4 separate regions of the Homo sapiens genome follow, and all the other regions are linked to region 1. Evidence: chromatin loops called from intact Hi-C (ENCODE). Cell type or tissue: mammary epithelial cell. All regions are shown on one strand.

What was found. A loop is a pair of places that touch in the nucleus more often than their neighbours do. Peaks named below come from ENCODE experiments on the same cell type or tissue, not always from the same donor. Only the 100,000 strongest peaks of a DNase experiment are listed, where the experiment ranks them.
Region 2: a loop joins it to region 1, with 2.7 times the contacts of the local background. A loop is called at or near these places in 4 of 110 quality-filtered maps.
Region 3: it touches region 1 in a loop (8-fold over the local background); 2 of 110 quality-filtered maps call a loop at or near these places.
Region 4: it touches region 1 in a loop (2.3-fold over the local background); 4 of 110 quality-filtered maps call a loop at or near these places.

Annotation. Positions count from the first base shown.
Region 1 is chr3:129,791,709-129,799,708 of GRCh38, forward strand. The region is part of intron 4 of TMCC1 (transmembrane and coiled-coil domain family 1); the gene reads right to left. Among named protein-coding and RNA genes, the nearest start is that of TMCC1, 98 kb to the right of the region's middle. RefSeq lists an enhancer at 2,595-3,794. In mammary epithelial cell, no CTCF peak of the experiment used is centred here; DNase peaks (open chromatin) are centred at 3,323 and 4,093; H3K4me3 peaks cover 2,190 bases; H3K27ac peaks cover 4,879 bases.
Region 2 is chr3:129,719,337-129,727,336 of GRCh38, forward strand. All of the region lies in intron 4 of TMCC1 (transmembrane and coiled-coil domain family 1), which reads right to left. Among named protein-coding and RNA genes, the nearest start is that of PLXND1, 120 kb to the left of the region's middle. In mammary epithelial cell, no CTCF peak of the experiment used is centred here; DNase peaks (open chromatin) are centred at 4,315 and 4,795; H3K4me3 peaks cover 1,540 bases; H3K27ac peaks cover 2,600 bases.
Region 3 is chr3:129,691,028-129,699,027 of GRCh38, forward strand. The region is part of intron 4 of TMCC1 (transmembrane and coiled-coil domain family 1); the gene reads right to left. Among named protein-coding and RNA genes, the nearest start is that of PLXND1, 88 kb to the left of the region's middle. RefSeq lists enhancers at 1-573, 4,826-5,437. In mammary epithelial cell, no CTCF peak of the experiment used is centred here; DNase peaks (open chromatin) are centred at 3,384 and 4,424; H3K27ac peaks cover 2,308 bases.
Region 4 is chr3:129,728,641-129,736,640 of GRCh38, forward strand. The region is part of intron 4 of TMCC1 (transmembrane and coiled-coil domain family 1); the gene reads right to left. Among named protein-coding and RNA genes, the nearest start is that of PLXND1, 130 kb to the left of the region's middle. RefSeq lists an enhancer at 6,349-6,849. In mammary epithelial cell, no CTCF peak of the experiment used is centred here; a DNase peak (open chromatin) is centred at 3,991; H3K27ac peaks cover 861 bases.

The sequences.
Region 1 (8,000 bases):
TGGCAAGGAAAATTGAGAACTTTTCTGTGAATCACATAACTGAGATCCAGTCAAAGAGAACAGGTGAGCATCTTTCTTAAAATGGAATGTTTTTTACTTCACCTAAATCTTAATTTACTTCCTTTTTTAACTCAGATGTGAACATCTACCAGCCTACAACAATCACTTGAATATTTTAAGGAAAATATCCAGTGTAAGTAAGCATGACTATCAACCTTAACATAAAAAGCATCTAAAGTGGGTATTAGGCTTAAAATTACTGCAAACGTTTATATCTTCTTTCAGAAAATTTCCAAGAGAAATTAAAGAAATTTAAAGATGGTCACATCAGTACTTTCTTTTTGTTAAAACAGGAAATTGTTTTTAAAACTCAGATCTTAAGACAACTCTACTCCTGTGGAAAATTACTTATTAGCAAAAATGCTTGTTACTGAAGTCGGAAACATCTGAAATTGCTGTTCAACTGTATATATATATATACATATATATATATACACATATATATATCTATGAAAAAACGATTTCATTTTGAGTGTTCAATATGTGCCAGAAATACCATAAACTGGGGTATGGCAGGTCCCTGGCTCTCAGGTAACCTATGGATTTAGCTGAAAAGACAAATAGAGGCACGATGCATTTGCTGATATATTTTTTTTTAAGACGGAGTCTCGCTCTGTCACCCAGGCTGGAGTGCAGTGGCATGATCTCAGCTCACTGCAGCCTCTGCCTCCTGGGTTCAAGCGATTCTCCTGCGTCGTCAGCCTCCCAAGTAGCTGGGACCACAGGCACGCACCACCATGCCCGGTTTATTTTTATATTTTTAGTAGAGATGAGGTTTCACTATGTTGGCCACGCTGATCCATTTGCTGAGTTTGTTTTTTAAACTCACTAACATAACTATTCGGTTTCTCCTTCATATTTAAGTGCCTTACAGACTGAAATAATTAAAAATATTTTTTCAGTTCATTACTCTGATAGAACAGTAAATCTGATAGACAACAAATTTCCTTAGCTTTGGTCTAGATCATCCATTATAGGATCCATAAATCACATTCAAATGAGCAATAAGGGTACCAGGAAAAGGAATGAAAAAAGGCTACATCTTTGAGTGTTTTTATGTAATGTACCTAAAGAGAGGATGCATCCCATTCCTTCAAAAGTGTACTTTTTGTAAATCAGTCATATACATAGTATAGAGTGAAGAGGGTAAAGTTTAAAAAATAATTGGGAGAGAAGTACTGGCAGCAAAATACCCATAATATAGTTACCTTCTAATTAGAAAATTATCACCTGGCTCTCAACTATCAGACACTCTTGTGCAGGAACGTCACTGCCCTGATATCTACCCATCTGCTTTTTAAATGTACTATATATATGAAAATACAAGCACTGGAGGACATTGAAAGAGCAACAAAAATGATTCTTTTTATTGTGTAAGAGAAATGTGGAGGCCTTCAAACACACACACACACACACACACACCATGGAGCAGGGGGGAAGGGAGCAAGTTAAATATATTTTAATACTCCTAAAAATCCCGTTAGGCTTAGAAGTCCCAAGAAAAACTATGCATATGTGACACAGGGATGGAAGCAAGCACTTTGCTCATTTCTGCATCAGTGCACACACTCTACACTGGGGTCACCTGTGAGGGAACTAAAGGTTTTCCCTTAAGATCACAATACATTTCAGGATCTAACAATTCTGATTAACAGCCAAGGCAGTGAAGAATGCCTACAGACTTACTATTTGTTTAAGCTTCTGTATTCAGGGAATGAACTGTGACACAACTGAGCCACCAACTGCTACATTTTTTAAATGGAGCTTTTAAAGAACACAATGGGTTTTGAAATAAAGCTCAACTCTTACCACACCTCTTTCCATATTAGTTTCTGCACTAAATGACTGGGTCAAGGAGGGCTGGCTACAGGCAGAGTGGATTTCATAAATCACCATCCCCTCTTAAATGCGTGCTTCACCTTTTTACTATTTTAAGTATGATTTTCTCAGGTTAAAAAAACTTTTCCCCAAAAGCTGCACACATGGAACCTGCTTTTCATCAGAACTCTGTAAAAACTGCTTTGTGAGCCTCTCTGTAACTGCTTTTCATATACTTCATTAAGTATTCAAGTTTCTCAACACAACCACTCATTTTAACATTTTAATGCCAGTCTTGCTCATTAAACTATTTTGTGGTAGTTTTTCTCAGTTTAATAGTGAAATGTATGAAAGCACTGATTCCACAGAGAAGAAGGCTTTCTCCTCTTGGTCCACAAGCTGACAGATTAATTGCTTATTAAATATACACTTTCAACCCACAATTATCTCTTTCACACACACCCTTCTGGAAATTCTATCTCAGGAGCAAACTACAACTTTGCCCAAATTCAGATGACAGCTGCAGTTTTAGGGGAACACAATCTGGGGCTGCCAGTGCAGTCAGCCTTCAAGCTTTGTGCCTGTCAGATAAAAGAACAAAAGGCAGTGCTTCCTCCCTCAGCCCCTCCTTAGCGCTGGAGGACGGCAGGCTTGACAGAACAGTTCCAGAGAAAAAGGAACCATGCTGAAGCAAGTGAGAGTTTCCCCTCCACAAACATAGAAAACTACCAACCCACCTTGGATAGCTGCCTCCTGAGGCTAAAGCGCTGAACCATGATCACCCAGAGGATCTTCAGACAAAGCAATCCACGAAGGGTTTTTTAAATAACAGCTTCTTGGGAAAGTCGGTGGCAGAACATTTTGAAGACTGCCAGAGAAGTGCAAAGAATTTCCCTGGGAGTCTTAGCAAACTTGGAAAGCCTTCATTGTTCTATCAAGAGATACTGGAAAACCTACGTGGGAGAGGGCAGGGTGGGTGGGGCAGTAATCCTGAAGCCGCTGTGCCCAGTGCCAAGCTCTTCTAGCACTTCCTGTGAGTCAGCTGTGAGGGGTCCAAACACAAGGACCACCCCTTCCCTTTCCACCAGACCAGTAGGCGAGGATGCCGCTGTGGTGCTACCTGAAACTCCAGAGGACAGACCTGATGTTCCGGTCTCTGTGGGAGGAGGAGTGGTGTGCTGGGGTCAGACAGCATCTGCTCCAAGTAGGAGACAGGCAACTGCACCAATTCCTCCCCTCTTCAGCCGTCCCAGCAGCAGAGAGTGTCCACTGCAGACAGCAACGCACCCTTCTCTACCTCCACCTTAGGTAATCCTTTAAGGTGAGGCAGTGTGAAAAAAAAGGAGGTGGTGAAAAGCAAGCCCCTGGCTGTACCAGCTCCCTGCTCAAGAAGGAAACTCCTCCCAGCTGGGCTCGGCAGCTGTGCGGCTTTGTCTAGCATAATTGGCCAAGCCTTTCCTCTTATTCACAGGGAGGGGTCCTGCCTCAGGAAGGAATGTCAGGTGCAGAGAGGCATACTCCGACGGTGACTTCAACTTGTGCCAAAGTTAAACACATTAAAGTGGCCTCCTGAGGTAATTGCCCTCTCTTGTTGGAATGAAGTAATTTTTTAAAATCTACACACAAAACAAAAGGAACAGCTCAGAGTGAATCAATGCAGGTAAAGAGGTATGAAAAATAACTGTAAGAGCAGTTCCAAAGATAAAAATATTCCTATCTTTGCCACTCTTCCTCTGTTTGGGTCTGCTTCCAGACAACCACTGTGAGGATAACGTTTCATTTAATGAAACTTTCCAGTCTATGTGCTCCTCTTGGAATTGTTCATTACTTCTGAATGAATTTAGTACTGTTTAGGGCAGAACTCATTCGTATATTTTTTTTCCCTGTTCCAGTGTCTCTCAATTTCCTGTGAGCAAAGTTATGTCATATGCTACATTTAAAGCCTTTGTTGGAATGAACCTACTATGTGCAGTCACTATGTTAGGCAGTTCACATTTATTATCCTATTGATTTATCAAAACAACCTTATAAAATTTGTATTACAATAGTCCTCCCTTACCTACAGTTTGTTCCCACAGTCAACTGCAATCCAAAAATATTTAAATGGAAAATTCCAGAAACAAACCATTCAGAAGTTGTAAACTGCATGCCGTTCTGAGTAGCATGATAAAACCTCATGCCATCCTACCTGGGATGTGAATCATCCCTTTGTCCAGCCTATCCAGCCCTGGCTCCCACCCGCTAGTCACTGAGTAAGCGATTTGGTCATCAGATCGACTGTTGCAGTATGGTAATGTTGTATTCAAATAACCCTTATTTTACTTAATAATGGTCACAAAGCACAAGAGGAGTGGTGCTGGCCTACTGTTATAATTGTTCTATTTTATTGTTACTGTTAACATCTTACTATGCCTAATTTCTGAATTAAACTTTATCACAGATATGTGTATAGGAAAAAACACAGTACAGTCGTAACCCACATGACATTTCAGTTAACAACTAGCCACATATATGACAGTGGTCCCATAAGATTATAATACTGTATTTTTATTGTACCTTTTCTATGTTTAGCTATGTTTAGATACACTAATACATACCACTGTATTAAAACTGCCTACAGTATTTAGTACAGTAACATGCTATATAGGTTTGTAGCCTAGGAGCAACAGGCTATACCATATAGCCGAGGTGTGTAGTAGGTTATGCTATCTAGGTTTATGTAAGGACACTCTACGATGTTCTCACAATGATGAAATCACCTAACAATGCATTTCTCAGAAGTTATCCCAGTGTTAAATGACACGTGACTGTATATATAGGGTTCAGTACTATCTTCAGTTTCAGGCATCCACTGGGGGTCATGGAACATATCTCCTGTGGATAAGGGAAGACTACTGTAGTATCCCAACTCTTCAAATAAGTAGTAATTTCTCGCTCTAAAACCTCAATATGGCCAGGTTCAGTGGCTCATACCTGTAATCCCAATGCTTTGGGAGGCTAAGACAGGAGGATCACTTGACACCAGGAGTTCAAGACCAGCCTAGGCAACAAAGCTAGACCCTGTCTCTACAAAAAATAAGAATAAGAAAATTAGCTAGGTTTGGTAGCATGTGCTACCTAACTACTACTCAGGAGTCCTAACTACTTGGGAGACTGAGGTGGCAGGATTGCCTGAGTTCAGGAATTTGACGCTGCAGTGAGGCATGATGCTCCAGTCTGCGCAACAGAGTGAGACCTTATCTCTAAAAATAAAAACTAAATAAAACATCAATATTATTGTGAGAAAATCATGTAGTGTTTGTAACTTTTTTCTTCAGGTAAGAAACACAAAAAAATGAATTTGAAAAGACAGGTTTCTATGCAATGATTATTCTCAACTATGCTCGTATCATATACTACCAGTATCCAATTATCACCAAATAGGATCTAAAATTTTACCTAAAAAATAACACACATAGGCCAGGCGCGGTGGCTCACGCCTGTAATCCCAGCACTTTGGGAGGCTGAGGCAGGTGGATCACGAGGTCAGGAGATCGAGACCATCCTGGCTAACACGGTGTAAACCCCATCTCTACTAAAAATACAAAAAATTAGCTGGGTGTGCTGGCAGGCACCTGTAGTCCCAGCTACTCAGGAGGCTGAGGCAGGAGAATGGCATGAATCCGGGAAGCGGAGCTTGCAGTGAGCCGAGATCACGCCACTGCACTCCAGCCTGGGCGACAGAGCGACACTCCATCTCAAACAAAAAAAAAAAACACGTATTTCATAATATCTCGGGAAGAGCAGAGAAGATGCATCAAATTCAAACAAATAATAGGCTGCCAAGTCTCCAAAAAAAAATTACCTAACCAAAATGTATATATAAAACGTTTAGGCTGGGCATGTGTGCTTATGCCTGTGATCCCTGCACTTTGGGAGGCCAAGGCAGGCAGATTGCTTGAGCTCAGAAATTCGAGAGTAGCCTGGGCAACACGGTGAAACACCATCTCTACAAAAAACACACAAAAAATTAGCTGGGCATGGTGGCATGAGTAGGTGGTCCCAGCTACTCAGGAGGCTGGAGTGGGAGGATCACTCGAGTATGGGAGGTGGGAGCTGCAGTGAGCCAAGATCATGCCACTGCACTCCAGCCTGGGCGACAGAGAGACCCTGTCTCAAAACAAAACAAACAAACAAATCTTTTACTCTTAAAAACTTTAAGCAGAAAGAAGGTTGAACATATCTAAGTGTATTTTTTGTAAACTTCCAAAGCTAAAAAGCTTTTAGATGAACACCTATAACCAAAAGTAAAGACTCCTTCATACCAAGGTTCAGAGAACACAATATAACCTAACATTTAAGCTGTTTAAAATTTAATTCCAAGTGGAAAGTAGGTTGACAGAGCACCCGAGTTGTGTGCCTTTTTTTTTTTTTTCTTTTTTTTTTTGAGACGAAGTCTCGCTCTTGTCCCCCAGGCTGGAGTGCAATGGCATGGTCTCAGCTCATTGCAACCTCTGCCTCCCAGGTTCAAGCAATTCTCCTGCCTCAGCCTCCCAAGTAGCTGGGATTACAGGCGCCTGCCACCATGCCCGGCTAATTTTTGTATTTTTAGTAGACATGGGGTTTCACCATGTTGGTCAGGCTGGTCTCGAACTCCTGACCTCAGGTGATCCGCCCGCTCAGCCTCCCAAAGTGCTGGGATCACAGGCATGAGCCACCATGCCCAGCCGCCTTTCTGGTTTTTGAGTGGTAAGAGTACCAGTACCTCCATTTTTCTCGCAGAGATAGTGAAACAGTATTCTGAAATTATCTCCTAGGAATGTAAGAAGGATTCATGAAATACTGATGCGGAAATAATGAAGTGCCTTACAGAAAGACACACTGTCTTAAACACACAGTGTTTCTGATTGATATAAGCAACTAGAATCCTAAATCATTGCTAAAAGATTCTTCCTATCCAAAAAAAAAAAAAAAAAAAAAAGGAAAGGAGACAGGGGTGTGAAACAAGTGGTAAGTGAAACTTAATTTCCCTCACTAACAAGGCAACCTGCTTTCAGCCTAAAGAAGTGCTCAGAATGTTTTCTACTAATGAAATGGAAACATAAATAGTAACAAAATTCAGTAATTTCTCCATTCTAAATTGCACAGACTTGTTAACTATTTTCCTACAAACTGCCCAAATGGGAATAGCTCATTAACAAATAACAAAGTAATAGTCTCTTTCAGAAATTATTATTCTTTTAGTTACTGTCTACATTTAAAGCAAGGAGTGAAGAAATCTATTTTCAAAATGTTTAGTCAACAATGCTGCCAGTTTTAGGGTTTTCTGTGGCATTTTAGGCCCCTTAAATGAGATTCTTTTGGCAATCCCACAATAAATAACAATACAGATAGCATATTTTATTATATAAGAACAGATTAAGTAATTTATGTAGTTATTTACAAAAGCCCATGCAACTGCCAATATAAATAACCATGAAAGTAGAGGAATTTGTTAAGTAGTAAGAAGTTAAAAGATGTTGGTGATCAAAAATTTGAGTACCATATACAATACCTTAACTTGTGAGGGTTGATTTAAAGGGCAGCTGACCTTGCCAAATAAGGTCTTTATTTGGATGACTTGGACACGGCTCTTTGAAACATGCTAAATTAAGCCTGATTCCTTCTATATTAGCAATGTTTTGGGCTCCACATTTCTTTCTCCTAAAAAAACTTGTATCATGCGTTACCTGCAGTAAATGCATGAAAGGAAGAAAGGACGGTAAGAAGGGAGGAGCAGAAAGTAGTTTCAAGAGGCTATTTGGCCCAGTTCCTTGTATCCAACTAACTCAAGGTTGTTGCCTATTCTGTAATGGTATTTTTCAGAGATGGCATTTCCATATGCTCCTCTATCCTCTCTTAGCAAGGTTATGATCGAGATGTTAATTTTCCTAACATGTCCTTACTTTAAAAACATTTTCTGGGGCCGGGCACGGTGGCTCACGCTTGTAGTCCCAGCGCTTTGGGAGGCCGAGGCGGGTGGATCACGAGATCAGGAGATCGAGACCATCCTGGCTAAAACGGTGAAACCTCATCTCTACTAAAAATACAAAAAAAATTGGCTGGGCGTGGTGGTGGGCACCTGTGGTCCCAGCTGCTCGGGA
Region 2 (8,000 bases), 72 kb before region 1:
GCACTGCATCCCTTCCCATATGCCTTGCCTATGCATCTTTTCATCTGCATCCTTTATAATAGGCCAGTATACACGTTTTCTTGAATTCTGTAAGCCACTCTAGCAAATTAACTGAATCCAAGGAGGGGGCTGTGGAAACCCCAATTTACAGCCAGTTGGTCAGAAGCACAAGCAAAATAACCTGGGGCTTTCAATGGGCATTGGAAATGGGATGCAGTCTTGTGGGACCCAGTCCTCAACTAGTGTAATCTAATACTATCTCCAGGTAGACAGAGTCAGAATTGAATTGAATTAAAGGATACCCAGCTGGTGTCTGCTGCAGAATTGCTTGCTGGTGGGAAGAAATCTCCACAGACCTGGCATCAGAATTGTGTTGTTGAGAGGATAGTGGGAGAAACTGAGTATGTTTTATCCACTCAATTTCCTTTACACTCAAATGGCCTTCAAAGGCACATCTGATTTGGCCTTCTTTATGGTAGATTAATAGCCACATTCATCCAATCTCGTATACCCTTCCCTTTATAATTTGGATTTCCCACTCCTGTCAAGAGGTGGCTTCTGGCCAGGCACGGTGTCTCATGCCTGTAATCTCAACATTTTGGGAGGCCAAAAGGCAGGAGGATCACTTGAGCCCAGGAGTTTGAGACCAAGCCTCAGCAACATGGTGAGACCCTACCTCTACAAAAAAGAAATAAATTAGCAAAGCGTGGTGGCACATTTTTGTGGTCCCAGCTACTCAGGAGGCTGAGCCAGGAGGATGGCTTGAGCCCAGGAGATCCAGGCTGCAGTGACCTGTGTTTGTGCCAGTGCACTCTAGCCTGGGCAACAGAGTAAGACCCTGTCTCAAAAAAAAAAAAAAAAAAAAAGAGATGGAATGTATTTCTCCATCCAGTGAAACTGGGTTTGGTCATGGTCTTGCTTTGGCCAAGTGAAGTGTCAGCAAATGTGACATGAACAGTGAAATGTTAGCAAATGTGACACAAGCAGAGGCTTAAAAAGTATTTGTGCATTGGAGTCTGTCCTTTCTTGTTGCACTGAGATCTCCAGCACACTTTACATCTCAGTTATTGACAACCTCATCCTTATAATAGCTATTCAGGCTAAAATCCTTGTAGGTTGTCTACGTGGATGAGTGTTAAAAAGAAAAAATAAAATAAAACCTTGAGAGGTCCAGCCAACAGCCAGTACCTACTACCAGACACATGAGGAAGGGAGGCCATCTTAGACCATCTAGGTCCACCTGAGCCCCCCAACAACTATAATGACACGAGGCAAGACCAGCCTAAGAACCACCTAGTGGAGCCCAGCCCAAATGGCTGACTCAAAATTGTGAGCAAATAAAACAGTTATATTAAGCTAATATTTTTATTATTTTTTTAAGACAGTCTCACTCTGTCACCCAGGCTGCAGTGCAGTAGCCTGATCATAGCTCACTGCAGTCCCAAACTCCTGGGCTCAAGCGATTCTCTCACCTCAACCTCCTGAGTAGCTGGGACTACAGGCACACACCACCATGCCTGGCTAATTTTTATTTTTTTTAAAGACAAGCTCTCACTATGTTGCTCACGCTGGTCTTGAACTCCTGACCTCAAGTGATCCTCTTGCCTCAGCCTCCTGAGTACCTGGGATTACAGGTGCAAGCCACTGTGCCTGGCTAAGCCACTAAGTTTTAAGGTGGGGTGTTACACAGCAATAGATAACTGATACACTGTATTAAATCTCTCACACTCCCAATTCCTGCCACTCTTCCCTCTCTTAATTATTGCTCTAATCATACCAACTAACCTCTTTTTAATTCCTTGTAAACACTGTGAAAACTCCTGCAGTTATTCTGGCTGTACCCCTGCCTGGAATGCTCATTCCTCAGCTGAACGGCTAACCTGCTCTCCTCTTTCAAGCCTTCCTTCAAATGTCTTGTTTTAAATGAAGCTTATGCTTACTGTTCTATTAAAAATGGCAGTCTACCCTCAATGTCCAGCACTTCCAATTCCTCTTACCCTGCTTTATTGTATTTATTTATTTTGAGAAAGGATCTTGCTCTGTCACCCAGGCTGGAGCGCAGTGGTAATTTAGCTCACTGCAACCTCCACTGCCCTACCCTGCCCCGGGATTCAAGTGATCCTCCCATTTCAGCCTTCCAAGTAGCTGGGACCACAGAGTCAGCTACATTTTTTCTTCTCAAATCCTGCCTTCAAAATGTTCATTCTGTAATTTGGAATGAACTCTTCACAAAGCATGTGCAGGCCGGGTGTAGTGGCTCATGTCTATAATCCCAGCACTTTGGGAGGCCGAGGCAGGCAGATCACGAGGTCAGGAGATTGGGACTATCCTGGCTAACACCGTGAAACCCCAACTCTACTAAAAATACAAAAAAAAAAAAAAAAAAAAAATTAGCTGGGCGTGGTGGCAGGCACCTGTAGTCCCAGCTACTCGTGAGGCTGAGGCAGGAGAATCGCGTGAACCCAGGAGGCAGAGCTTGCAGTGAGCCGAGATGGCGCCACTGCACTCCAGCCTGGGCGACAGAGCGAGACTCCGTCTCAAAAACAAACAAACAAAAAACACAAAGCGTGTGCAATCTCATGCAAGGAGGTCATATATGAAACCCTATCTATAGCAGTTTTATGTATCTAGATTGTTATATTAAAAGTTTTAGATACTAGGGGCAAGTACCTCATTTGTGAACATTTTAATCATTGTTTCAATGAGAATATTTTAGTTTACCAATCAATAAATAGTTCAGGTAAGAGAGAGACAAAGGTAGGGAAGCAAGGAAATAGTTTAATCCAGGGATCCCCAACCCCTGGGCCGCAGACCAGTACAGGTCAGTGGCCTGTTAGGAACCAGGCCACACAGTAGGAGGTGAGCAGCAAGCGAGTATTACCACCTGAGCTCCACCTCCTGTCAGATCAGTGGTGGCATCAGCTTCTCATAGGAGCACAAACCCTATTATGAACTGCGCTTGCGAGGGATCTAGGTTGCATGCTCCTTATGATAATCTAACTAATGCCTGATGACCTGAGGTGAACAGTTTCATCCCCAAACCATCCCACTCCAACCTTGCCCACAGACACCCCGACCCCATCTGTGGAAAAATTGTCTTCCACAAAACCGGTCCCTGGTGCCAAAAAGGTTGGGGACTGCTGGTTTAATCTACACTCACTCACTCAGGTACTAACTATATTGTTTTGATCATACTGTCTCTACTCTTATAAGTTAATGCAATCAGCAAATAAAATCAATTAAAAATATTTAAATTATGTTTTATGCCCTCCCCCACCTGACTATCAATAATGGAAAAAAAGGAGTTAACTTCTCTTTTACTGTTAGTCTCCACCCACTATTCCTTTAGGGCTCTCCTATGAATCCTTTCCTTCTGATCACCCCACTCACCCTGGGCTAGCATTCTTAATAAAATAGATAAGTAAACTGACCTTTTATAACCTCAGAACAAACAGAGATGTGTCAGGGGTTTTGAATCCAAGATATATAGCAAACAACAGAAAAAGAGGGTACAGACCAGAGGCACAAATCTGCTTAAAAAGTTGGCATTTAAATTATCAACCATAAGGCATAAGAGGGTAATTCAATATCAAACTTCACAGTGAAAAATCTGTTTGGATCTTAAATCCAACTGCTCAATAGCAAACAATATGAATGTACATTAACTTCAGAATCAGGCAAAACTATAAAGAATCTCCTTTGCTTTAGTATTTATCTCTTAGAAAATATGTATCATTTATAAGATCAACTAAAAAATGGCAAGGTCAACTAAAAAAAATGGTAAAATCAAACTATAGGCTAAGTTTGTACTCAGGACTATGGATGAAATGTGAAAATGGTGGTTGTGTTGAATAAAGCTGGATCATCCTCCAATCCAGTTTTATCTCAGAGATTTGTTCTGCTGATCTGGAGATACAAGTTTCACACTGAGATATGTGTATATTGCTTTACAATTCAGAAAATTTCCAAGTCCTTGGGAAAAATACTTTGAAAATAAGTAGCTGAGCACTAAGAAATCTTTTTCTTTTTTTTTTTTTTTTTTTGGCCACCTAGATCCATCAAGAATTTTTTTTTTTTAATTTAATAAGTATTCCAGGTGGCTCTAAATCAAATTCCTATTTGTTATGCATGCCTGGCATCTTCGAATTTAACCCATGTTTTTCCCAAGCAGTCCAAGGCAAATGAAACTCTTGTTCATTGAAAGAAACACTGATTTTCCAGTAACTATTTCGCTTGAGAAAGTGAGGATGACACTTACTCTGCAATGAAGCAGCCCATTACACACAAGAGACGGGACACTCCAGGATGATCTGAGCATGTCCATACAGCTACAGAGCACCCTCTACATTCTGTCCAAATAGCTTTGGGTAAAATGAACAACTAGGAAACACATATTATGCTTCTCCATTATTACAACCTTACACAAGTCAGTCCTAAAATAGCAAATGCCCCTGGCTGAGATCTACTGCTGAAAAACGCTAAGTTTCAGCAGCTCAGGCTATTTCCTTTGTCTGTCTATTCAACCAGCCCCCACTTAAAGCTGCAGGACTAACTAACTATAGGATTCAGGATGAGATTTTTTTTTTTTTTTTTTTAAAAGACAGATACACACACATATACAACATACGGTTTCCGAGGAGAGTGAGGGCTCCATGCTTGTGAGAGAGGAGGAGGAGGAATATGCCGAATAACCCTCAGGTTTCTCCCAGATTTGAACATGTTGTACTGTGGCATGAGGTCAGCAGAGACTTACTCCAGCCCTGTGAGGCTGAATTCTACCCTGACAAAGCAGTATCACTGTAATATGAAGCAAGAGGATTCAGGGCATGTTGGCAGCTGTACAGAATGCCTGTTCTAGAAAGTAATGGCAATTCCAAAACAAGAGATCTATGGTGTCACATGAGATAATCTTCAGCCCAGTTAAGCAATAAGCACCCAAAATACTTTGAATCCCAAACACAGGCAGCTCAAAAGTTTAATGGTAGAAAAGAACTTTTCTCCTTGACCCTATTTTGTGTCTGGAGGAAATAATCAGGAAGAAGAAAACTGGAAGAATCATTAGTTAATTTGATCTGTATCATAAACAACATACTGATTCTGATCTGATCTGTTCCTGGGCACTACGACCTAGCTGAAGAACCCCAAACCACCTCTGTGACTTTACTATGGAACAGGGAGAATATTCTGGAAATACATTTTTGGTAATGGATATATGCCAGAACTGAAGGTGTGAATAACCTCATTTTTCATATGTGCCCAAAAGGCAAACCTAATATACATCATCATTTCTTTTTAGTTCAAGAATGTGTGCCTTTAGAAATTCTTCCTCCAAAGAAGAGGGGCACTAAAAAAGGAGCCAGAACATGAATTTTCTACCAAGAGAAAACAGGGCAATGCAGACATTCCTTTACATTTTATGGTGTCCCTTATACTATGAAAGTTCTATTCTAGACCAAAAGTGACCCAATAGTTTTATAACAAGTAAAATTTAGCCAGGAAACACAAGACAATGGAGATAAAAGAAAACTGTACTACAGCACTAATGGGAAGGTAAATCTATAAGAAGTTCTTCAATAGTTCAGTGGGATAAGGAGGGATAAGGAATAAAGAAATAAAAACTTTTCAAGATACACTAGCTTTGTTTTTATACATATAGCTTACTAATATTGGATTTTAAAAGGAGATACATATAACTTATTTACAGATTTCCAAATTTCTGATAAAGTTTTTGAGGATCTACATTTGTACCCAAAAACCTAAAGATAATCATACAATTTCATTTTCTTTTTCTTTTTGAGACAGGGTCTTGCTCTGCCATCCAGGCTGAAGTGCAATGGTGTGATTTCAGCTCACCGCAACCTCCGCCTCCTGGGCTCAGGTGATTCTCCTGCCTCAGCCTCCCAGGTAGCTGGAATTACAAGTATGTGCCACCACACCCACTAATTTTGTATTTTTAGTAGAGATGGGGTTTCACCATGTTGGCCAGGCTGGTCTCAAACTCCTGACAAGTGATCCTCCTGCCTTGGCCTCCTAGAGTGTTGGGATTACAGATGTGAGCCACTGTGCGCGGCCTAATCGTACAATTTCTAATATAATTTTTTCATTCTTTAAGAATTTTACTTCAATAAAAACGAAACATAGCATCTTATTTTTTTAAGTAAATAGAAAAAAGAAATAGAAAAAAGTCATTATAGAAATAGAAAAAAGAAAATAGAAAAAAATCATTACTGGATTGTTTCAAAGCAGGTAATTTTGAAAGACTGGATAGGCAAGTTTCCTGTATTAATAAACTTTTCTTTAGGTCATTTTATAAGAACCTCTGAAAGAGTAATCTACTTTGAACATTGATTTTTTTTTTTGTTATACTTACACTATCAAAGGAAATTTTGATTCCCTAGTTTTAAGATGCACAAGAAACAGTGCCCAGAATGGTGGTTATTACCAATTGAAAAGAAACAACCGTACTAAATTTTTTAGTTCTGAGCTTCTTTCTTAGCAATATCTTAACACAAGGCCAAGAGAAAAGTCTGGGAAAGCAGTAAACAGTCCTTTGGAGTATGGGTTTTAGTCTACTGCCAAAGGTAGGAGATACAACTAATGTTTTGATTTCTACATTTGTACCCAAAAACCTAAAGATAATCATTCTATGAACCAGGATAGGAATAGAAGGGAACATCTGATAAATTATGTAAATCTGTATAGGTACAGACAGGTACCTGTATCTACCTGTATGTACAGGTACAGACTTTGGGCCAAAAGGGAATAGGCATTAATATGGAACAAAAAGAGTCAGTCATACCTTATCTGTAGAGGAGAAGTAGGACTAACAACAGAGTGAAACTTTTGCAGCTCTAAATTACTATCCTCAATGTCGGAGACAAAATTTTCTAACTAGAAGGGCTTCGTATTTATTCAATAATTCTTACTATGTGCCAGGCACACTATATGGGACATTTAGGGATACAAAAATGAATAAGATGAACAGGTTCTTGCCCTCTACTGACTTTTGAGATCATCTGTGTTCTCTAGGCTACTATTTCTCAACATTAAAACAAAACAAACAAATAAAAACTTTACATCCTCTACAATACGGTCTCGCTCTACAGTCTAGCTATGCATTCCTGCCACTCTGGATTATTTTATTGTGCTTTACTATCTGTAGTTTATAGTTTTAAAACAAGAATTATACGGACTCTACTTTTTAAAAAGTATACCTCTCCATTAGAGATTCTAATATCTCAAGTCTCCTAGGGATGTGAAGGCCGGGCATGATGGCTCACACCTGTAATCCCAGCACTTTAGGAAGGCGAGGTGGGAGGATCACCTGAGGTCAAGAGTTCGAGACCAGCCTGGCCAACATGGTAAAACCCTGTCTCTATTAAAAATACAAAAATTAGCTGGGTGAGGTGGCGCACACCTGTAATCTCGGCTACTTGGGAGGCTGAGGCAGAACTGCTTGAACCCAGAGGTTGCAGTGAGCTGAGATGGTGCCACTGCACTTCAGCCTGGGTAACAGAGCAAGACTCTGTCTCAAAAAAAAAAAAAAAAAAAAAAAAAAAAAAGAACCACTGTTCAAACCAAACATCTTATTCTGTAGTACAAAACCCTAGTCTTTGAAAGGAGAATTGAATGATGTAGTTGTGGCCCTATCAGATCTAGAATCCACATGTACTGATTCTCCATTTCTGTTCTTTCTACTAAACCATGGTGTACCCTCCTACAATCTTGTTCCTACTTCATGCACTGTCATACCAATCTGTTTTTTTATGTCACCATTGTATGAAAACAATGGAACAAACAAATGAACAAAAAACAAAAACTCTTCAATTTCTGCAATGTACTCACTTTGCAGAGATGTTCATGGTTTGGTATTCCTGCCTTATAGCTTCACTATATAAATCCTCTGTGGAGGCTTTTTTTGGACAAATTATTTCTTTGGAATGCTGTTTGACTGCATGATCAATGAAGGTTCCTTTCTAGCCCCAGAATTAATTCTGAGA
Region 3 (8,000 bases), 100 kb before region 1:
TCTCATTTGTTTCTTCTCTTGCTGACTTTTTGTTTCTGGTTTATGCATGGTCAGTAAGTTACTCCTCACTGATGGCAGCACTAATTGATAATTTGGTTTTATGGTTTGACCATTTGAGGTCTCTACAGAAGAGTGATAGATATCTATTCTCTGTTGAATGAGATATCAAAACATTATCCAGCTTGTCAGACTTTTCTGTCCATTTGTCTATGTCGAGTGTAATTCAATTAAGAATTCTGGCTCTGCGTGGTGGCTCATACTTATAATCCCAGCACTTTAGGAAGGCTGAGGTGGGCAGATCACTTGAAGCCAGGAGATTGAGACCAGCCTGGGCAATGAAAGGGAACAGCTCTTTGAGATCTGGACCAGTGAGGTTTTGTGATTCTGTGTTTACTTTTGACCCGTGGCTAAAAAGTTGTAGAACTAAAGCCATAGGTCTTTATGTGTCCTGTAATTCAGAAACACCACAACAGCCAGGCGTGGTGGCTCATGCCTGTAATCCCAACATTTTGGGAGGCTGAGGTGGGAGGATCACTTAAGGCCAGGAGTTTGAGACCAGCCTGGGCAACATAACAAGACCCTGTCTCTACAAAAATGATAAATAAAATTAGCCGGGCATGGTGGTACATGCCTGTAGTCCCAGCTACTTGGAAGGCTGAGGTAAAGGGATCATTTGAGCCTAGGAGTTTGAGCTGCAGTGAGCTATGATTTCAGCCTGGGTTTGAGTGAGACTCTATCTTTAAAAAACAAAACAGAAAGACCATGGCCTCTTGTTTGTAAGTATAAAACATTTTCCTACCTTTAGAGAGTATTAATAAATTAGATTATAATGTCTCCTAAATTAAAGGACCTCGGATCTCATTCGTTTTACAGAGCTAAATAAGCACATATATATATGTCAAACATCCCTACAAATCTAAGAAAAGAAAAAAGTGAACATCTGACACTTTAAATATGCTAGACAAAGAACAAAAGATTCTTCTTACAGATTCTATCAGTTTGGAAACATTTTAAGAATCCAAATTCACATACTTAAGGTAAATATTTGGCAAACTGAGGCTAGTATCAGAGTTAACTATAATACTATATACAGTTTATTTCACTTGGGGTTTGTTTTTTCATGTAGAAAAAATTTAATCTGAACTTTGTAAACTTACTTATACAGGTTTAGTGATAAAATTAATATTACTCTTCTTTTGTAATGTTTAGTATTTTAAAAACGAAAGTTTGTGTTAATCTAAATTGAATCACAATGCTGACAAGCTTTTTATATCAATAGCAATTATGTGTCAGCTTAAATATCTCCAGGATCTTATGGTAATTTAAAAATCACAGACTAATGTTAAATGGAGCTAATTAATAGTAATTTTTGGATGCCCAGATGAATTTCTAATTAGAAGAGTAAAACATTGTTTAAACATAGTTTTAAGCTTACATACTTTTGCTTGTTTTGTATATGCTATTAGAGTGGTTATATCTTTGAGTAATGTTAACAAATGGCTTCATTTTTGCCTTGTTAAGAAGGTGTTAAAGAGATGTGTGTGACTATAGAAAGTCTGCTATGTGTATTTGTGAGCTTTACTAGTCTGCTAAGATGCTTGTGTATGACGTAGTTCTTATTATCCATTCTCTCTACCCAGTTTTCTCTCTGAAACAGAAGTCATAATTGATACAGGTGGTTATAACTACACTAGGAACAATAGTAACAGAGAAATATAAGGTGTAAGTCTTTTTGTTTTTAAAGGAAAAGGAGCATTTTTTTGTCCCAAACTAAAGTAACAGTTTGTTAAAGAATGTAAAAGACAAATCATTTATTTATTTATTTATTTATTTAAGATGGGGTCTTGCTCTGTTGCCCAGGCTGGAGTGCAGAGGTACCATCTCGGCTGACTGCAATGTCCATCTCCCGGGCTCAAGTGATCCTCCTACCTCAGCCTCTCAAGTAACTGGGACTGCAGGTGCACACCACCATGCCCAGCTAATTTTTGTATTTTTTTGTGGAGATGGGGTTTCAGCATGTTTCCCAGGCTAGAAAGACAAATCTTAAAAAGTGAATTTGATTTGCCTTGTAAAATATACTACTGGGATGTGAAAAGAAGCCATGAAACATGTTAAAATTTTGGCAACATTTAATCAGCTTTGATGGGTTTGCGTCTTTGGTTTACTGATTAATGCCTTCATCTATAATATGAAAGATGATTCTTATTTGTGTATAATTTTCTTAGAGAGCACAATAATTCTCTGGCTTTATGTTGGATTATGTTCTAGATGATTAAATACAAAACAAACCAAACCGGAAAGAACAAAGGTTCTTTACTTGTGAAAGAGCTTAGGTTCTTTACAATTGTAGTACCTTATCTTTTATTCTCATTTTGATTAAATAATCAAGTATTGTTTCTTATCCATGATACTATCTTAATCAGGGGCCCAAATGTCCTTTGTTAACTCTTTTGATCTTGCCTTCCCCAAGATTGAATTTTTTTTTTTTTTTTTTTTTGAGACAGGGTCTCTCTGTGTCATCTAGGCTGGAGTGCAGTGCCTCAACCTTCCGGGCTCAAGTGATCCTCCCACCTCAGTCTCCCAAAGTGCTGGGATTATAGGCATGAAACACTGTGCCCATCCCATGTTATCTTATTGTTCTATTTTTTGTGGCTATATGAGGAAGCCCTTTCACTTTCTCCTTAAACTACTTCTAACCCACATTTTAGTAGATTGATTCTGCCTCTGTGATCTGAATAAAACATTAAGTAGTATCTGATTTTCATGGAATACTGAGCATTCAGAAACATACTGAGTTTTCCTTAACTTATGGCAATACTGTTATTTGCATAGGATCAATACCAATCTCATCTCCTTTTTATCAAGATATAATTGGATTTTGTAACTGTATATACTGGAATCTCATAAATGAGAACATCACATTTGAGAATAATTCTCATTGACAAACTACTTTAAGAAACAATAGTTGACTTGATATAGGGAGCCAATGCCTAAAAGAAAGTACTCCCAGGAACACTGGCCTGATTCCTGAGGTGGTAAGGAAAGTCACTTCCTGGCAAGCCTTAGAAAATACTGGGGACTTGAAGATGAGATTAATTCACCCAAATTTATAGGTACCACAGGTGAAATCTGGTGAGAGAGTTTCTCAGGTGTATTTTCCTAACCTTAGTATAGTAAATAATAAAGAGTGTTTAAAAGTCCAATCTGAATCCTTACGAAAACGTCCACACAGAAGTTAACTGTGTTGTCTTAGTAATTGCTCAAAACTGTATGGCTCTGGATTTGCAAAGATAGTTCAAGGATGCCCCTGTATGACTAACTAGCACTGTGGCTACACCTATGTGAATAATCAGGCCAAACCTAATGAGACTGTCAGAAACGTTTACACCTGAGTAACTTCAGCGTGCCTATGGGCTAGGTAAAGTCAGGTTAAGACCTGCTAGGCTGCATTCCCAGCAACTTCAGGTATTCTTAGTCACAAGATGAGATAGGAGGTCACCATGAGATACAGGTCATAAAGACCTTGCTGATAAAACAGGTTGCAGTAAAGAAGCCAGCTAAAACCCACTGAAACCAAGATGGCGATGAGAGTGACCTCTGTTCCTCCCCACTGCTACACTCCCACCATTAGCTCCAAGGCAGTGTACAAATGCCAAGGCAATGTCAGGAAGTTACCCTATATTGGTCTAAAAAGGGGAGGCATGAATAATCTACCCCTTGTTTAGCATATAATCAAGAAATAACCATAAGAATGGGCAGCCCCTGGGGCTGCTCTGCCTATGGAGGCCATTCTTTTATTCTTTTACTTTCCTAATAAACTTGTTTTTACTTTACTCTATGGACTCGCCCTGAATTATTTCTTGTGCGAGATCCAAGAACCCTCTCTTGGGGTTTGGATTGGGATGGCTTTCTGGTAACAAGACTAACTATTTTGTGATCAAGAATAACATTTGGAGATATTTGGGAGGCTGAGATGGGAGAATCACTTAAGCCCAGGAGTTGAAATTTGCTTTGAGTTGTGATTGTACCACTGCACTCCAGCCTGGGCGACAGAGCGAGACTCTGTCTCAAAAAAAAAAAAAAAAAAAAAAAAAAAAAATCATAATTAATAATAACCTTTGAAAATTATTCTTGATCACAAGAGAGATGGGAGACTGTCAGCAAAATTTATGGAAGACCAAAATGGTAAAAGATTTTGAATGTCCTTTCAAGGGAATGCTGGGTGTTGTCTATTGGACCCTTTGAAGTTATCTGATTGAATAAAGATGTGAATCTTTGTCTTTGGCTAGGTTGTTTTCCAAGTCTTTAGAGACAGAAATTGCCTCATGGACAGTGTTTGTGATGCAATGTGTATTAGTCTGTTCTCATGCTGCTAATAAAGACATACCGAAGACTGGGTAATTTATAAAGGAAAGAGGTTTAACTGACTCACAGTTCCACAGGGCTGGGGAAGCCTTGGGAAACTTACAATCATGGCGGAAGGGGAAGCAAACACATCATTTCTCACATGGTGGCAACAAGAAGTGCCAAGCAAAAGGGGGAAAGCCCCTTTTAAAACTATCAGATCTCATGAGAACTCACTAGCATGAGAACAGCATGAGGGTAACTGGCCCCGTGATTAAATTACCTCCCACCAGGTCCCTCCAACAACACATGGGGATTATGGGAACTACAATTCGAGATTTGGGTAGGGACACAGCCAAATCATATCATTCTGCCCCTGACCCCTCCCAAATCTCATGTCCTCACATTTCAAAACCAATCATGCCTTTGAGGACTAAGCTCTGATTTTTGTAAATCTTGCCCAAATTCCTATCTAAGGAGTTTCAGGAGTCATGCCCTACAAACCATAAATTCTCATCAGCTGGGTTTTATTTAACCCTATGTATCATGACTTACTTTCCAATCTGACTCTGGCATAACGTTATGTGACAAAGAAGAAAATCAAAATATTTTACCCCAAAACATATTTCTCTGCCATATTTTGAAATGGCCTTGCAAGGCCATGCTTTGTAGGGGTAAAATCTGCATCTGTAAAGAATCTCTATTAAACAGCTAGATCTTTTTCTTCCAGGCCCTCCCAATCCTGAAGAGATTAACTGAGAGTCTAGCACCTTTTAGAGGTCTGAATAGGAAACATTTGTCACCTATTGTCTCTAAGGGCAGCTACTATGAGACTTCAAAAGAACCTTGGTCTCCACCATCTTTTATCTTAACCTGAACATTTCCTTTCTATTAATCCCAGGTCTTTAGACAAACTCAACCAATTGTAAACCAGAAAATGTTTAAATCTGCCTATAGCCTGGAAGCCCCTGCTTCGAACTCTCCCGTCTTTGTGGACCAAACCAATGTATTTCTCAAATGTATTTGATTGATGTCTCATGCTTCCCTAAAATGTACAAAACCAAGCTACAACCCAACTATCTTGGGCACATGTTCTCAAAACCTCCTGAGGGCTGTGTCATGGGCCATGGTCACTCATATTTGGCTCAGAATAAATCTATTCAAATATTTTACAAAGTATGACTCTTTTTGTTGACACCTTCCCAACAGTCCCCGAAAGTCTTAGCTCATTTCAGCATTAACTCAAAAGTCCATAGTCCAAAGTCTCATGTGAGACAAGGCAAAGTCTTTTCCGCCTATGAGCCTGTAAAATAAAAAGCAAGTTAGTTACTTCCTAGATACAATGGGGGTACAGGCATTGGGTAAATACACCCATTCCACATGGGAGAAACTGGCTAAAATGAAGGGGCTACAGGCCCCATACAAGTCCAAAAATCCAGCAGGGCAGTCAAATCTTAAAGCTCCAAAATGATCTCCTTTGACTCTATGTCTCACATCCAGGTCACACTGATGCAAAAGGTGAGCTCCCATGGCCTTGGGCAGCTCTACCCCTGTGGCTTTGCAGGGTACAGCCCTGCTCCTGGGTGCTTTCATGGGGTGGCGTTAGGTGTCTGCAGCTTTTCCAGGTGCACAGTGGAAGCTGTCAGTGGATCTACCATCCTGGGGTCTGGAGAATGGTGGCCCTCTTCTAGCAGCTCCACTATGCAGTGCCCCAGTGGGGACTCTGTGTGGGGGCTCCAACCCCACATTTTCCTTCCGCACTGCCCTAGCAGAGGTTCTCCATGAGGGCTCTGCCCCTGCAGCAAACTTTTGCCTGGACATCCAGGCGTTTCCATACATCCTTTGAAATCTAGGTGGAGGTTCCCAAACCTCAATTCTTGACTTTTGTGTACCTACAGGCTCAACACCACATGGAAGCTACCAAGGTATAGGGCCTTCACCCTCCAAAGCCATGGCCTGAACTGTATCTTGGCCCTTTTTAGTTAAGGGTGGAGCAGCTGGGATGCAGACCACCAAACCTGTGGGCTGTACACAGCAGGGGGGTCCTCGGCCTGGCCCACGAAGCCATTTTCTCCTCCTAGACCTCTAGGCCTGTGATGGGAGGGGCTGTTGCAAAGGTCTGTGACATGCCCTGGAGACATTTTCCCCATTGTCTTGGTGATTAACATTCAGTTCCTTGTTACTTATGCAAATTTCTGCAGCAGGCTTCAATTTCTCAGCAGAAAACAGGTTTTTCTTTTCTTCTGCATCACCAGGCTGCAAATTTTCCAAACTTTTATGCTCTGCTTCCTCTCAAACACTTTGCCACTTAGAAATTTCTTCTGCCAGATACTGTAAATAATCTCTCTCAAGTTCAAAGTTCCACAGATCCTTAGGGCAGGGGCAAAGTGCCGCCAGTCTCTTTGCTAACACATAACAAGAGTCACCTTTGCTCTCGTTGTCAACAAGTTCCTCATCTTCATCTGAGACCATCGCAGCCCGGACTTTATTGTCCATATCACTATCAGCATTTTGGTCAAAGCCATTCAACAAGACTCTAGGAAGTTCCAAACTTTCCTGCATCTTCCTGTCTCCTGAGCCCTCCAAGTCTCTAGGAAGTTCCAAACTTTTCCACATTTTCCTATCTTCTTCTGAGCCCTCCAAACTGTTCCAACCTCTGTTACCCAGTTTCAAAACTGCTTCCACATTTTTGGGTATCTTAATAGCAGTACCCCACTCTACTGGTACCAATTTACTATATTAGTCAATTTTCATACTGCTATGAAGAAATACCCAAGACTGGGTCATTTATAAAGAAAAAGAGGTTTAATGGACTCATAGTTCCACATGGCTGGGGAGGCCTCACAATCATGGTGGAAGGCGAAGGAGGAGCAAAGGCACGTCTTACTTGGCGGCAGGCAAGACAGCATGTACAGGGGAACTGCTCTTTATAAAACCATCAGATCTCATGAGAACTCACTATCATGGGAACAGCATGAGGGTAACTCCCTCATGATTAAATTACTTCCCACTGGGTCCCACGACACATGGGGATTATGGGAACTACAATTCAAGATGAGATTTGGGTGGGGACATAGCCAAACCATATCACAATGTAAATGAATTCTGTCTGGGAGAGAATATAAATCTCTTTGAGTCCAATTCTCATTTGGACTGATTTTAACATTTTATTGGTTCTTTCATTAATTAGTGAGCTAAAATTCTCTGTGTGCTCAATTTGTACATGAGTTATAATTTTACCTTAAGAAAATAACCTTTCACATTTGGGTCTGTACTTTTTCTTTTTTAAAGCAACTAATTAAAAAGTAATTGTTTAGTTAGAGTTAGCAAGCTAAAGCCCTCTGCCTATTTTCTTAAGGCCTGTACAAAAGAGCTACAAAATATTTTTACGTTTTTAAGGAGTTGTAAACAACAATAAAGAATACATTACAGAGAACATACAAGGGCCTCAAAGCTTAAGATATCTAGTATCTGGCCCTTTATAAAACAAGTTATCTGCAAATCCCTGCTTTATTTTAATATAAGCAATCAACTTGACAATATAGAAGAAGGTGAGAATTAAATCAACATTTCAGTAGCAAAGTCAAGTTAGGACCCAGACTGAGAAAATCTGTTCTTTAACTAAAAAACTATCCAGATATGTAGCAGGGATATTT
Region 4 (8,000 bases), 63 kb before region 1:
GTACAGTTCTATGAATTTTAAAACATGCATAGACTCATGAAACCACCAGCAGTATAATCAGGATACAGAGAAGTTCCAAAAGACTTCCTTATATAGTCACACCTAACCCCACCACTAACCCTTAACTTATTCTTTTTCACTATAGTCCTATCTTTCTGAGAGTGTCACATAAACAGAATCATACAGTATATAACTTTCTGAGACTGATTTATCAACACAATGTCTTTGAGATGCATAAAGGATGATGCATGTATCATAGTTCATTCCTTTTCATTGCTGAGTAGTAGTTCATTGTATGTATATACCACAGTTTATCCATTCACCTGTTGAAGGACATTTGGATGGTTTCCATTTTTTAGCAATTGTGAGTAGAGATGCCATAAACATCAGTGTAGAGGATTTCATAGAAATGTAAGTTTTCATGTTTCTAGGTTAAATACCTAGGCATGGATTTACTGGGTCACATGTTCAGAGTATGTTTAACTTAAAAAAAAAAATCACCAAATTTTTCCAGAGTAGTTTTGCCATTTTCCTTTCCTACCAGCAGTGTATGAGAGTTCCAATTGTTCTCTGCATCCTTGTCAGCATTTGCAACTGTCAGTTTTTTATTTTAGTCATTTTAAGAGTGGTACCTCATCAAGATTTTAAATGCATTTTCTTAATGGATACTAAGGCTAAATATCTTTTTATGTATTTAGTTGTCATTGTATATGACAACTTTTGTTGTCTGTTTTAAAGAATCTGTTTAAGACATTAAAGAATCTTTTGTAAAGAATCTGTTTAAGACATTTGACCATGTATTATATAGGGTTTAAAAATAAAACTATTGAGCTTTGACAATTTTTTATATACAGCTGTTCCTTGACTTTTGTCTCAATAAATGAACTGTGAGATGAAAATATTGGCCAGGCACAGTAGCTCACATGTATAATCCCAGCACTTTGGGAGGCCAAGATGGGAGGTCACTTGAGGCCAGGAGGTTGAGACCAGTCTAGTCAACACAGCAAGAATCCCATCGTAAAAAAATAATAAAATGAAAATATTGCAAGTTGAAAGTGTATTTAATATACCTAACTTACTGAACATCATGGCTTAGCCTAACCTACCTTAAATTGCTCAGAACGCTTACATTAGCCCACAGTTGGCAAAATCACCTAACGCAAAGCCTATTTCATAAAAAGGAATGAGGCCAGGCACAGTGGCTCATGCCTGTAATCCCAGCACTTTAGGAGGCTGAGATGGGAGGAATATTGAGCGGAGATGGGAGGAATAATTGAGCCCAGGAGTTCAAGACCAGCCTGGCCAACGAGTGAGACCTTGTCTCTGCTTTTAAAAAAATTTTTAAATAAATAAAATAAAAAAATAGAAAAATAATTTATTGACTATTGTACTGATAGTGAATAACAGAATAGTTGTACAGGTACTCGAAATATGGTTTCTGCTAGACATATATTGCTTTTGCACCATTGTAAAGTCAAAAAAATTGTTAAGTTGAACCATTTTAAGTCAGGAACCATCTGTATTCTGAATATAAGTCCTTTGTCAGATATGTGATTTACAAATTTTTCTCCCAATATGCAGCATGCCCTTTAATTCTCTCGATAGCATCTTTCACAGATTAAAAATTTCCTGTGTTGTTCTAAAAGTTTCATAGTTTATTTTATATATTAATTTATGATTTATTTTGTGTTAATTTTTATATAAGGTGTGAGAAGTTCAAGTTTTTGCCTACAGATTTCTACTTTTTCCAACACCTCTTTTTGAAAACACTATCCTTTCTCCATTGAATTGCCTTTGTATTTTTGTGAAATATGAACTGGCAATATTTACGTGGGTCTATTTCTGAACTTTCTATTCTATTCCATTAATCTACATGTGTACCCTTTTACTAATATGGCCTCATCTTGGTTACTGTAGCTTTATGGTAAGTCTGAAAGCTGGGCAGAATAATTCACGTAACTTTATTTTTCTTTTCCAGTATGGTTGACTCTTCTAGTTCTTTTGCCTTTCGATATATATTTAAGAATAAGCTTGTCTATCTCTACAAAAAGGTCCTGCTGAGATTTCTGATTGGAATTGTGTTAAAAGGATAATAGGGAATGCCTACAAAGAACTGTGTGTACATAAATCAACAGTTTACATGAAGCGGACCAAATTCTCAAACAACAAACTACCAGAATCACCTAAGATGAAATAGATAAACTGAATGGTTATATAACAGTTTTTAAAATGAAATTTTGTAATTAAACATATTCTGAAAAAGAAATCTCCCTGTGGTTTCACTAAATTCTACCAAACATTCATTACAAATAAATCAATTCTATACAATCTGTTCCAGAAAGCAGAAGGAGGAACTCATTTTATGAAGCCAGCATTATCCAGGAATTAAACCCGGAGAAGATCTGTTAAAACAAAACAAGACAGCAGACCAATAGCCCTCATACTAGCAAATCAAACCTAGCAATGTATATGAAGAATAATATACCATAACCAAGCAGGGTTTGTATCAGGAATGCAATGCTGGTTCAATATTTGAAAACCAAGCAAGGTAAGCAACATTAGCCCAGAGAAGCAAAACCACATGATATCAATTTATACAGGAAAAGCATTTGAGAAAAGTCAACAGCCACTCATTATTAAACTCTTAGCCAATTAGGCTGGACGCGGTGGCTCACACCTGTAATCTCAGCACTTTGGGAGGCCAAGGTGGAGAGATCACATGAGGCCAGGAGTTTGAGACCAGTCTAGCCAACATGGTGAAACCCTGTCTCTACTAAAAATACAAAAATTAGCTAGACATCGTGATGCATGCCTGTAATCCCAGCTACTTGGGAGACTGAGGCACAAGAATCACTTGAACCCAGGAGGCAGAGGTTGCAGTTAACCGACATCGTGCCACTGCACTCCAGTCTGGGTGACAGAGTGAGACTCCGTCTCTAAATAAATAAATAAATAAGAACTCTTAGCAAATTAGGAATAGAGGGGAACTTCATCATTTTTTTTTTTTTAAACAGGCGTGAGCCACCGTGCCTGGCCCAAAATTTTTTTACACAGCAGCTAATTTCATACTTACTGGCTCAAGCCATCCTCCCACCTCAGCCTCCCAAGGAGCTGAGACTACAGGTGTCAGCCCCCAAGCCCGGCTAGTTTTTCGTATTTTTTTTGGTAGAGACAGGGTTTTGCCATGCTGCCCAGGCTGGTCTTGAACTCCTGAGCTTAAACGATTCACCTGCCTCAGCCTCCCAAAGGTCTGGGATTACAGGTGTGAGCCACTGTGCCTGGCTTCCCATATGTTTTAAAGAATCTCTAGATTTATAATACCCAATGCAATGCCTACACATCACTTCATTCACATGGATTCAACATAGTATTTCATGTGTGGCAAATTCAAATTTTGCTTTTTGGAACTTTTTGAAATTTTTTTTCTAAATATTTTGTGTAGACTGGCATAGTATGTTGCAACCTTGCTAACCTCACTTAGTTCTAGGAGTATTCTGTGGATTCCTTGGTTTTCTACATATACAGTGATGTAGCCAGTGAATAGAAATTGTTTTACTTCTTTCTTTCCAATTTGTATGTCTTTTATTTCCTTTTCTTGATTTATTTTACTGGCGAGAACTTCAATACCAATAGAAATTGCCAGAGAGGACATCCTTGCACTGTTCCCCAGCCAGAACTCCAATGTCAGTTAAGTTTTCAAAGTCTTTGCAGTGCTTTTTGGATCTGTCCCACAGATGCACCACCCACCCTGTTGCCAGTCTGGGACTTGGCAATGGTCTAACCCCTACTTCATTTCTCAAAGTCTAGGTATACTGTTTGGGGTCAGATTTCTGCATGCAGACTGCATGAATAAGCTCAAAAATTCATAATAAAATTTAAAGAGTTTATTTTCAAATATCTTATAATCTCCCAGTACTTTCTAGGTCAATGGGATTCCCCTTTCTCATTACCTAGTCAGAAAGCTGGTATGTTATTTACTCTGCTCAGCCATACAATTTCCATAATAGTGCCTTTGTTTGGAAGCAAGCAGATGAAGGAGAGAGAAAAAAAGCAATTGAGACTCATTCCACCCTCTTGTAACCACAGCTCCACTGATCTGAGAATGGTTCCCTAAAATCAGAGTTTTAAGCTCTTGCTAGACCCCAATCTGCTGTCACTGCAGGACTGCTTGAGGTTCATGGTGCAAGAGAACAGAGGAAAGAAAAAGGAAAAAAGAAAAAGTTTCTGTACTTTCTATTAGTATTACAATATCGCCTTCCCATTCTTTGAACCAGAACTGAAGGCTTCTCCTAGAGTTCTCTTATCCACATTAATGTCCACTTAGGGGTTTTAGGCTGTGTTGATTTGAAGCCTGAGGATATGAGAGAGGTGAGAATGATAAATTAAACCCTGGTTCAACAGTACTTCAAAATCTGCTCCTTCTTAGTGCAACTTTTAAGATACGTCTTTTGGAGTCCTCAAATAGTTGCTCTAGGCCAGGTGTTTTAGCTGAGTTCAGTAGAAAAGACAGGTGAAATGTGTTTGCTCCATCTTACCCATAACAGGCATCTTAAGCCACGAAGTTCTGAGGTGAACTGTTACACAGAAATAGATAACTGGAGTACAATCCAACTCAAGAAGCAATCATTCAAGTGTGGTGTACATGAAACAACACAGCCTTTATGCATCTTCTCTAGAAAAGTCACCAGATAATTATAAAACAGATGCTATCAGTTCAATGGCAGACTATTCTCTGCTTTCTTACCTTGGCTTCTAAGAAACAGATTCAATAGTTTCATTATTGGAGTAATCAAAGTGATAGCAGTAAAAACCATGGAAGCCTCTTAGTAGATGTGGGTTTATTCTGCTGTCAGGTATAATTTGTCAGTAAGGGTTTGGACATTTCATTCTTTCATGCCCTGACTGGTATCAGTCAGAATTAAGAGAATCATTGGAGGAAAAGGGAACAACGAGGAAAAATTTGGAAAGTGGAAATGCCCTAAGGGAAAAAATTTTCCCCAAAGTTATTCTTGTATAGAATTCCTAAAACAAGGTTTTAGTTTTGCGGTCTTGAAAACAGAGTATTTCACCAGCAAGCAGCATTTCATTCAGAATAGCCTACCAACCTGTTTGTATAATTAAGCACTAATATTTCCTGAATTAAAATATCTAGGATGTCAATCAGCTCCACTAGCTATCATAAGCTTTGCCCAACATAAACAAATCACTACACAGAAAGAAACTGTGTAGATAGCACCATTTCACATCCACGAACAGGCAAAAATTTTAAGTGTTTGTGAAGATGCAGGTCAATGGGAACTTTCACACACTACTGATAGGAATAAGTTAGCATAATCACTCTGGATAGCAATTTAGCAATATCTAGTTAAACAGAAGATGAATATACTGTATAACCCAGTAAATCCATTCCTAGGAATTACTAGATAAATTAGTATATACTAGAGAAACTCCATATATTTGCATAAGAAGACATGTTCAAGAGTATTCACTGTAGCACTGTTTATGAAACAATGAAATATTGAAAACTGTATGTCCATTAACAGGAGAATCAACTTACAAACTGGTATATTCATAAAACAGAATACTATACAACAAGTAGATCAGAACTATATGTTATCAGTGTAAATAATTTCAAAAGCATGATATCAAGTGAAAAGAGTAAAGAAATTTTGCGTATACAGACTTGCATAACATGTAGAAGAGAATCATTTACATAAAATTTAAAATCATGTAAAACAAAACTATATGTTTTTTTATGGACAGATGTACATGCAATACAAGTACATAGACATATTTGTTATTTGAGAGGCTGAGGTGGGCAGACTGCTTAAGCTCAGGAGTTTGACATCAGCCTGGGCAACATGGAGAAACCCCGTCACTACAAACAATATAAAAATTAGCTGGGCTTGGTGCTGGTGCCTGTAGTCCCAGCTACTTGAGGCTGAGGTGGGAGGATTGCTTGAGCCCAGAAGGCAGAGGCTGCAGTGAGCTGTGATTGCATCACTGCACTCCAGCATGGGTGACAGAGGGAGATTCTGTCTCAAAAAACACAAAAGAATAAAACACATATGTTAATGAAAAACACTAAATTCAGGATAGTACTTGTCTCTGAAGAAGCGGAATGGATTGAGGAATGGTACACAAAAAAATGAAAGTACCAAGTTTGAAAAGCTTGGTAATTGTGCTTGAGTGTTTGTTGTTATTCTCTTTTTCATTTTTCTTGCATACAGCCACCCATTAATCTCTTTATTTTTCTGTTCGAAATTTTTTTTTTTTTTTTGAGATGGAGTCTCGCCCTGTCACCCAGGCTGGAGTGCAGTGGCGTGATCTCGGCTCACTGCAAGCTCCGTCTCCGGGTTCATGCTGTTCTCCTGCCTCAGCCTCCCAAGCAGCTGGGACTACAGGCGCCCGCCACCACGCCCGGCTAATTTTTTACATTTTTAGCAGAGATGGGGTTTCACTGTGTTAGCCAGGCTGGTCTCTATCTCCTGACCTCATGACCCGCCCGCCTTGGCCTCCCAAAGTGTTGGGATTACAGGCGTGAGCCACTGCACCCAGCCTCTGTTTGAAATATTTTATAACACAAAAATCAGAAAGAAAAAAACTATGAGAACATATATACATTACATTGTTAACATTCAAATGTTTAATGAAAGAATATTCTAACAATATGTTAGCTAAACACACTTCGCCAAAAAAGTGTGTTTAAGCAAGCTAAAAGGGGCCAGGTGTGATGGCTCACTCCTGTAATCCCAGCACTTTGGGAGCTGAGGCAGGAGGATTGCTTGAGGCAAGAGTTTGAGACCAGCCTTGGCAACACAGTGAGATCCTGTCTCCACAAAAAAGGAAAAAGAAAAAAATAGCCAGGTGTTGTGGCACGCACCTGTAGTCCTAGCTACTTGGGAGGCTGAGGCGGGAGGATCTCTTGAGCCCAGGAGTTCAAGGCTGCTGTGAACTATGATTGTGCCACTGCACTCCAGCCTGGGCGACAGAGCCAAGACTCTCTTAAAAAAAAAAAAAAAAGCAAAGAGAACCAGGGATTATGAAGATTTAATACGTTTCAAAAGTGCATGTAAGAGAGCAAGTGAAAAACAGGTTAGCTTCTGTTATATCCTAAGTAAAGGTCTCATGACTCAAGACAGTAAGGAGAGGAGCAGCCTCTATGAGCTCTCTTGCTTTCCCCACCATCATCTGCTACAATACAGTACAGCAGGTTATTTGGCACATCTTGCAGCCTGGCAGTGATTTCGTTCAAAGCTGCGAACATGGTAGAAGCCTGCTGACCTTCTGGGGGGACTCCTGGAACATCAGAGAAAGAAAAGTCTACATGGAGTAGAGCCGAAAGACCTGCTCTTATCTGTAGACCTTAAGTAATGTACTTTGGCCAGAGTAGAAAGGGGAGTTTTACTCATTCTATACCCTCTTCTGGCTCTCATATGACTTGCTGGGTAAGAAAGTAGAGAATTTGTTTTTTTGATCTTACAAATGACCCAAAAATCTGCTGGGTCACCTGAGTTAAGGCTGTGGATCTCGTGCAGGGATTGTGAGGAGGATGAGCAAGTGATCACCATGTTCACTTGGTATCTACTGGCACAAATGCCAAACTATCAATTCTACTGACTCATCTGCATCTGCAACTGGCAGGACATACCTGTATCCCGTGCAGAGCCTGCCAGAATGCTACACTGTAGAGTCACTCAGGATAGTGAAAACTGTGGCAATAATTTTATCACACAATTGTTTAATACTTTAGTTACTTATCCCTTTATGTTAGTTGTACAATGTTAGGCAAAAACAAGTCTAGGCCATTTAATAATTGTGATGAAACTTCTCCTTTAAAAAAATGAAGGCTGGACTAGTAATGACAATTATTATTTTCTTTTCTTTTTTTTTTTTTTTGAGATGGAGTCTAGCTCTGCTGCCCAGGCTGGAATGCAATGGCACAATCTCGGCTCACTGCCACCCCCACCTCCCAGGTTCAAGTGATTCTCCTGTCTCAG